Linked DNA regions of Homo sapiens: region 2 is linked to region 1. Evidence: read pairs that join two places in POLR2A ChIA-PET (ENCODE). Cell type or tissue: HepG2. All regions are shown on one strand. Each heading gives the region's core, and the rest is flanking DNA. Links, peaks and the distances in the headings are about the cores only.

What was found. ChIA-PET counts read pairs that join two places held together with the same protein. Peaks named below come from ENCODE experiments on the same cell type or tissue, not always from the same donor. Only the 100,000 strongest peaks of a DNase experiment are listed, where the experiment ranks them.
Region 2: POLR2A ChIA-PET joins it to region 1 with 5 read pairs; 3 of 35 experiments call an interaction of 5 or more read pairs at or near these places.

The regions. Positions count from the first base shown.
Region 1 is chr10:102,829,034-102,833,427 of GRCh38, reverse strand. CYP17A1 (cytochrome P450 family 17 subfamily A member 1) reads left to right here. Exons shown (of 8, transcript NM_000102.4): 5 at 220-435; 6 at 748-917; 7 at 1,817-1,920; 8 at 2,443-2,897. The coding sequence ends at 2,726. It overlaps CYP17A1-AS1 (CYP17A1 antisense RNA 1), which reads right to left and starts at 752. Exons shown (of 2, transcript XR_428804.2): 1 at 557-752. In HepG2, for the core only: no CTCF peak of the experiment used is centred there; a DNase peak (open chromatin) is centred at 1,527.
Region 2 is chr10:102,930,482-102,934,875 of GRCh38, reverse strand. The region is part of intron 1 of CNNM2 (cyclin and CBS domain divalent metal cation transport mediator 2); the gene reads right to left. Among named protein-coding and RNA genes, the nearest start is that of CNNM2, 14 kb to the right of the region's middle. In HepG2, for the core only: no CTCF peak of the experiment used is centred there; no DNase peak of the experiment used is centred there.

The DNA.
Region 1 (4,394 bases), core at 1-4,000:
GAACTGAAGAGGATCCTAGAAGAGACCTAACCTCTCCACCAAATTTAAAGAGGGCCCGGGGCTGCCTCCTACCTCCACAAGTTCGTAGGTCCTGCCCAGACTTGCTCTACTTCCAAGTGGAAGGAGCCTTGTTATCTCTAGTCAGGGACAGAAGTATGGCAGGAGTGTCACAGATGGGGCTCCTTCCTTATTAATGTCTCCCAACCTCACCCAACCCAGGAGAAATTCCGGAGTGACTCTATCACCAACATGCTGGACACACTGATGCAAGCCAAGATGAACTCAGATAATGGCAATGCTGGCCCAGATCAAGACTCAGAGCTGCTTTCAGATAACCACATTCTCACCACCATAGGGGACATCTTTGGGGCTGGCGTGGAGACCACCACCTCTGTGGTTAAATGGACCCTGGCCTTCCTGCTGCACAATCCTCAGGTGTGCTTCCCCCTCATTGATCCTAGACCCCAGCCAGCCCAATCTCTGGGCTCCAGAGAAAGGGAGAGCCAATTCTCTCAGGCTTTCTGTGCAGGAAGACTAGGCCTGCCCTGCTCCTTACCCAAGCAGTAGTTGGCTTTGACCCCAGAGTAGAGCTGCCCCATCTTCTGGAAGCCGGGCCTGGGCCCCAGAGCCACTACTGGGAAGGGACTGGACAGGCTCTTCTCGATGTCACAGTTGGATTCTTCTCTAAGCCCTTGCTTCTCCTGGGCTTACACACACTAGTCACCTCCAACCTACTCTGGTCTTCAGGTGAAGAAGAAGCTCTACGAGGAGATTGACCAGAATGTGGGTTTCAGCCGCACACCAACTATCAGTGACCGTAACCGTCTCCTCCTGCTGGAGGCCACCATCCGAGAGGTGCTTCGCCTCAGGCCCGTGGCCCCTATGCTCATCCCCCACAAGGCCAACGTTGACTCCAGGTGTGCCTGCCCTCCCAGTGACATCTAGCCCCATGATGCATTCAACACTGCTTGCCAGCCCACCTGGCTCCCCCTACCCCCGGCCCCTGCTGGCCAACCTAAAGTCAGTCAACCATCAACTACTAAAAATCATCCTGCCGGCCGGGCACGGTGGCTCACACCTGTCATCCCAACACTTTGGGAGGTCGAGGCGGGTGGATCATGAGGTCAGGGGTTCAAGACCAGCCTGACCAATATGGTGAAACCCCGTCTCTACTAAAAATACAAAAATTAGCCATGCATCGTGGCGCGTGCCTGTAGTCCCAGCTACTCAGGAGGCTGAGGCAGGAGAATCACTTGAACCAAGGCGGCGGAGGTTGCAGTGAGCCAAGATTGCACCACTGCACTCCAGCCTGGGTGACAGAGCGGGACTCTGTCTCAAAATAAATAATTAATTAATTAAATATAAAAATCATCCTGCCCCCAGCCCCGTGGCTCCATGTCTCTACCACCTACAGACACGCATTGACTCATCCACAGATCTGCCTGACTTCCCAGAGGAGCTTCCTGCTGCCCTCAGAGACATGTGGTCTGGGATGAAAGGCTGGGAGCTCCATGTTCCAACCAGCTGCAGCACGCACATAACATGCGCTGCAGCTCCAAACGCACACCCACATACACTGCCAGACACCAAAGTCCACAGACACAGGTGTTCAGACAGAAGCGCCTGTTAGGAGGGAAGGGATGGAGAAGGGCTGGATTTAGGTTTGATCTGGCAGAAGCTGAGGAAAACATGAGTGAGTGGGAATGAGGGAGTAAAGGGCATTTTCCTCACGGCGGAAGAATGAGGGGGCATGAGGCTGAGCAAGGAAGGGAGTACGAAGTCCCAGACCCACTTTTCCTCTTCCACTCTGGAGCAGCATCGGTGAGTTTGCTGTGGACAAGGGCACAGAAGTTATCATCAATCTGTGGGCGCTGCATCACAATGAGAAGGAGTGGCACCAGCCGGATCAGTTCATGCCTGGTGAGTCTGTCCTGTCCTGCGCCCTGGGCCACACAGCGAGCCTGGACTCTGCTCCACCACCCCAGTACCCCTTCACCTCTGCCAAGCTTGCTGCTAGAAAACTCTTGGCTCCAACTATACGGACCTGTTGACACCCTCATCCTGCCATAGACTTACCCAAACTCTTCACAGCTGGGTTTCCCACGCTCTTCTTCCAACCAACTGCAAATTCACCCTCCAAGAAGCCCTCTACGCCTCTGTCTGCCATTAAGTCTGTCCCTTCTCCCCTCGGATGGTGCTATTTTCATAGGTTAATTCCATCTCTTTTCCATCCTTCCTGAATATTTCATTTCCTCTGTGTCGTTAAGGGCTACCTGAAAGCAGGGCTGTATCTCTCCCCAGGCGGGGGTTCCCCCATAATAAGGCTACATCCTCAGATCAGGGTTCCCTGGGCAGGGCCATGTCTCCCCCTCAACCAGGGCAGAACCATGCCTCTCCTCCCTCCTGCCCTAACCCCTGGCTGATGCCACTCCTTGCCTGCAGAGCGTTTCTTGAATCCAGCGGGGACCCAGCTCATCTCACCGTCAGTAAGCTATTTGCCCTTCGGAGCAGGACCTCGCTCCTGTATAGGTGAGATCCTGGCCCGCCAGGAGCTCTTCCTCATCATGGCCTGGCTGCTGCAGAGGTTCGACCTGGAGGTGCCAGATGATGGGCAGCTGCCCTCCCTGGAAGGCATCCCCAAGGTGGTCTTTCTGATCGACTCTTTCAAAGTGAAGATCAAGGTGCGCCAGGCCTGGAGGGAAGCCCAGGCTGAGGGTAGCACCTAAAGGCTGTAACTCACAGCCCCTGTCCACCCTATGTGGCCCCACAACACAGATTTAGAGATACAACCCCCCACCCTTCTCCGCCATTCTTCCCTACTCCCAACCCACTCTGCCTTCTTTTTCAGCTTGTGGCAATGCCAGTGATGTGCATAAACAGTTTTTTTTTTTCCATAAGGTCCCTGAGTAGTTCATTTATGTATTCATTTGCTCACTCATTCTTTCAACACCGATTTTATTGAGCACCTACTATGTGCCATTCACTTTCTCAGGACACTCGAGCTCCGTGGTCTCTGAAGCTTACATTCTAGTGAGGGCTAACAAGTGAATAAGTTCAGAGACTCGTAAGTGCTTTGAAGTCAATCACAATTTGTGTGATGTGATGAGAAAATGGCAGAGGCAGTGGGTGGCTGCTTTGAACAAGGGGTCAGGAAAAGTGTTGCATGCTGAGAAGCAGGTAAAAAGGCCTCCAGGTGGGAGAGGTCAGCATGGCCAGTGAAGGGGAGAGTGGGCCCTGATGAGGTCAGAGTGGACATAGTGGTCCGTTCCCACTGTAGCTGGGATTACAGGAGGCCAGGAGGGAGGTTGGGTTTTATTCTAATTATGACAGGAAGTCACTGGAGGATTTTAAGTATGTAAGTGGAACAATCTGTTTTTTTGTTTTTGTTTTTGTTTGAGAAGGAGTTTCGCTCTTGTTGCCCTGGCTGGAGTGCAATGGCATGATCTTGGCTCACTGCAACCCCTGCCTCCTGAGTTCAAGTGATTCTCCTGCCTCAGCCTCCAAAATAGCTGGGATTGCAGGCGTGTGCCACCATGCCCAGCTAATTTTGTATTTTTAGTAGAGATGAGGTTTTGCCATGTTGGTCAGGCTGGTCTCGAACTCCTGACCTCAGGTGATCCACCCATCTCGGCCTCCCAAAGTGCTGGGATTATAGACATGAGCCACAGCGCCTAGCCTGTTTTTTGTTTTGTTTTGTTTGGGTTTTTTTGTTGTTGTTTTTTGTTCTGTTTTTTGAGTGACATGGTCTCACTCTGTTGCCAGGCTGATTGCAGTGGCACAATCATGGCTCACTGCAGCCTCAACCTCCCAGGCTCAAGTGATCCTCCCACCTCAGCATCCCAAGTAACTAGGACTACAGGCACACATCACCAGGCCTGACTAATGTTTTACTTTTTGTAGAGATGGGGTTTTGCTGTGTTTTCTAGGCTGGTCTCAAACTCCTAAGCTCAAGCGCTTCTCCCACCTCAGCCTCCCAAAGTGTTTGGATTATAGGCATGAGCCGCTGTGCCCAGCTGGTTTGTATTTCTGAAAGATCGCCGTAGTTGCTGTGTGGAGAATGTTCTGCTAAGGGATGGGAGTGGGAGCAGGAGAACAGTTAGGAAGGAGGCTGTTGTGCTGGTCCAGGAAAGCCAGATGTTGATGAGTTAAACCACGGCCACAGCAGTGGAAACAGTGAGAAGTGGTAGGATTGAGTTTATCTTTTGTTTTCTGTTTGTTTGTGTGTGTGTGTGTGTGTGTGTGTGTGTGTGTGTGTGTGTGTGTTTTGAGACAGACTCTTGCTCTTTCACACAGGCTGGACTGCAATGGCACAATCTCAGCTCACTACAACCTCCACCTCCCTTGAGCGATTCTGCTGCCTCAGTCTCCCAAGTAGCTGGAATTACAGGCGCCTG
Region 2 (4,394 bases), core at 268-4,267, 100 kb before region 1:
AAAATCATTTTTAAACTTTTTATTTTTAGATACAGGAGTCTTACTCTGTCACCTGGCTGGTGTACAGTGACACAATCATAGCTTGCTCACTGCAGCCTTGAACTCCCAGGCACAAGTGATCCTCCCACCTCAGCCTCCCAAGTAGCCAGGACTACAGGTGCGTGCCACAACACCTGGTTTACGAAAACATTTAGATATTAGCTAGTCTTTCTGTGCTTATCTCCAATCCCAAGTCCCTAGACTGATAAAAAGCCACTCTAAATAGTAGAAAGAAATAGATTTGGCCGGTGGCTCAGGCTGGGCGCGGTGGCTCATGCCTGTAATCCCAGCACTTTGGGAGGCCGAGGTGGGTGGATCATTTGAGGTCAGAAGTTCAAGACCAGCCTCGCCAACATGGTGAAACCTCACCTCTACTAAAAATACAAAAATTAGCCAGGTGTGGTGGCAGGCGCCTGTAGTCCCAGCTACTTGGGAGGCTGAGGCAGGAGAATCGCTTGAACCCAGGAGGCAGAGTTTGCAGTGAGCAGAGATCGCACCACAGCACTTGCACTCCAGCCTGGGCGACAGAGCAAGGCTCTGTCTCAAAAAAAAAAAAAGAAAGAAAGAAAGAAAGAAATAGACTTGCTTTTAAACTCCTAAGCTCCAGCCAGGCATATTTTTTGTCTTGACTGACATTTTATACAACCTATTTCTTCTTTTCCTATCTAATCTGGGACAGAAAACTTACTCTTTTATGGCAGGCATGGTGACTCATCCGTAATCCCAGTGTTTTGGGAGGCTGAGGCAGTAGGATTGCTTAAGGCCAGGAGTTCAAGATCAGCCTGGGCAACATAGCCAGACTCTGTCTCTCCAAAAAAAAAAAAAAAAAGTTAAAATAAGCTGGGCACAGTGGCAGGAACCTATAGTCCTAGCTACTTGGGAGGCTGAGGTGGAAGGATCGCTTGTGCCCAGGGTTTGAGGCTGCAGTGAGTTATGACTGTACCACTGCAATCTGGCCTGGGCAATGGAGGGAGACCCTGTCACAAATACAAACAAAAACACAGAAGTGCCTGATGGTGTATATCTTCCCAATTCCATATCCGTTTCTTCCTGGACTAATACTTGATTTTGTGTCAGACAGTTAATACGTATTTATGTGCTAATGAGACCCTGTCTTAAAAAAAAATTTAGTCTTTCCTATCAAATTTCCTAAATGACTGTCAATAACCAATTGTGGATATTTCAATATCTACATATAAAAGTGGCAAGTAAAAATCCCTACATTTTTTAAAAAAACAAAATCCACTACAAGCAAATTAAAGAAGTAAATGTAAGATAACCTCAACAAACTCATGTTTTTTAAAAGCATTTTTCTATCTTAAGAACCATTTGTCACCTAACAAGTTCTGCAAGGTTGCAGGATAGAAGATCAACATACAAAAATCACTTGTATATCTATATACAAGCAATGAACAATCTGAAGATAACATTAATAAAACAATTCCATTTATAATAGCATCAAAAAATAAAATACTTAGGAATAAGTTTAACAAAAGGATTGCAAGCACACTGAAAACTACAAAACGTTGTTGAAGGAAATTAAAGAGGACCTAAATAAATGATATGACATCCCCGTTCATGGATGGAAGACTTTGTACTGTTAACATTGCAATACTCCTAAATTGATCTACAGATGCAATGCCCCTATGTAAATTCCAACTGCCTTTTTTTGCAGAAATGGGCAAGTTGATCCCTGAAAAATTCACATGGAAATGCAAGGAATCCTGACAGCCAAAACAATCTTGACAAGGAAGAATGAAGTTGGAGGATTCAAACTTTCTAATTTCAAAACTTATTACAAAGCTGCAGTAATCAAAACAGTGTAGTACTGACATAAAATTAAAGATCAGTGGAACAGATCTTAAGGTTCAGAAGTAAACTCTCAAATGTATGGCCAATTTTTTTTTTTTTTTTTTTTTTGAGACAGAGTCTTGCTCTGTCACCCAGCCTGGAGTGCAGTGGTGCAATCTCAGCTCATTGCAACCTTGACCTCTTGGGTTAAAGCGATTCTCCTGCCTCAGCCTCCTCATCAGCTGGGACTACAGGCATGCACCACCACGCTGGCTAATTTTTGTATTTTTAGTAGAGACGGGGTTTCACCATGTTGGCCAGGCTGGTCTTGAACTCCTGACCTCAAGTGATCCACCTGCCTCAGCCTCCCAAGGTTCCGGGATTACAGGCGTGAGCCACCGTGCCTGGTTACCAATTGATTTTTGACAAGTATGTCAAGACAATTCAATGGAGAAAGAATAGTATTTTCAACAGACAGTACTGGGACAACTGAATAGCCACATGCAAAACAATAAAGTTGGACCCATCCCTCACACCATATATAAAAACTCAAAATGGATTAATGACTTAAATGAAAGAGCTAAAACTATAAAACTCTTAGAAGAAAACATAGGCATAAATCTTTGTGACCTTGGATTAGGCAATGGTTTCTTAGCTATGACACCAAAAGCATAAGCAACAAAAGAAAAAAAATAGAGCTGGTTGCAGTGGCTCACACCTGTAATCCCAGCACTTTGGGAGGCCAAGGCTGGAGGATCGGTTGAGGCCAGGAATTCAAGACCACCCTAGGCACATAGCAAAACCCCGTTGCTCAAAAAATGAGTTAAAAAAAAAAAGGAAAAAAAGACAAGTTGGACTCAATCAAAATTAAAACCTTTTTCTGCTTCAAAGGTCACTACCAAGAAAGTAAAAAGACGACATATAGCATGGGAGAAAAATATTTGCAAATCATATATCTGACAAGTGACTAGTATCCAGAATATAAAAAGAACTCTTACAACTCAACAATAAAAAGACAAATAACCCAAGTTAAAAATGGGCAAAAGAACTGCATAGACATTTCTCCAAAGTTATAGAAATGGCCAGTAAGCACGTGAAGAGATGCCCAACTTCATTAGTCATTAAGGAAATGCAAATCAAAACCACGATGAGATACCACTTCTCACTAGGATGGCATTCTTTTTTTTTTTTTTTTTTTTAACAATAACAAGTGCTGGTGAGGATGCTGGAGAAATTAGAACCTTCATACATTATTCATGGGAATGTCAAATGGTGCAGCCACTTTGAAAAACAGTTTGGCAGTTTCTCAAAAAGTTAATAGAATTACCATATGATCCAGCAATTCTATTCCCGTGTATATATCCAAGAGAATTAGAAATAAATGTCCATGGCCGGGCGCTGTGACTCACGCCTGGAATCCCAGCACTTTGGGAGGCCAAGGCGGATGGATCACCTGAGGAAGAAAATTCAAGACCAGCCTGACCAACATGGAGAAACCCCGTCTCTACTAAAAATACAAAATTAGCCGGCCGTGGTGGTGCGTGCCTGTAATCCCAGCTACCTGGGAGGCTGAGGCAGGAGAATCACTTGAACCCGGGAAGGCGGAGGTTGCGGTGAGGTGAGATCGCACCATTGCACTACAGCCTGGGCAACAAGAGTGAAACTGTCTCGAAAAAAAAAAAAAAAAAAGAAAGAAGGAAATACATGTCCACACTCTTAACACTAAAAGATTAACATCTGGCCTAACAGAAGGGCTTCTGAGACCCTGCTCCAGCTCTATGGCCAACTTGCAATAGGTTGGTTTTCTGTGCCTTTAGTATTGCTCATTATTTAAAACATCCTTCATGAAGACATACCAAGCAGGGGCACTGAGGCAGAAGCCCAGTACAGACCAATGGAAGGAAGGTAGTTGTGACTCACACACTTTTAAGTTGCTCAGAACTCACCCCAATAACATGCCCAAACTAAATCACAGTCCTACTCTATGAGACCACTGAACTATCTTCAGACTAGAATGGGATTTGTCAAGAATGCAACATGCACACCAATGTTCATAGAATCATTATTAATAGGCAAAAAGTGGAAACAATCGAAATGCCCATCAACTGATGAGTGGATAAACAACATGTGGTATATCTATAAAACTGAATATTTGGCCGTAAAAAGGAATGAAATACTGATACATGCTACAACATGGATGAACCTTGAAAACATGTTAAATGAAAGAAGCCAGCCACAAAAGGCCACATTTCATTTACATGTTATATGAAATGTCCAGAATAAGCTAATCCATACAGACAGTAAATTAGTTGCCAGTGACTAGGGGGAACAGAAAATGAGAAGTGACTGCAAAGAGGTATGGAGTTTCTTTCGGGGTGATGAAAATGTTCTGTAAGTAGACAGTAGTAATGACTGCACAACCTTGTGAACATACCAAAAAGCATCAAATCACATACTTTAAAAGGGTGAGTTTTAAGATATGTGAATTATATCTCAATTTTTAAAATTTTAAAAAAGAACCAACTGTTTCAGCAGTAAAATGTTCCTCAAGAGAAATGGAATGA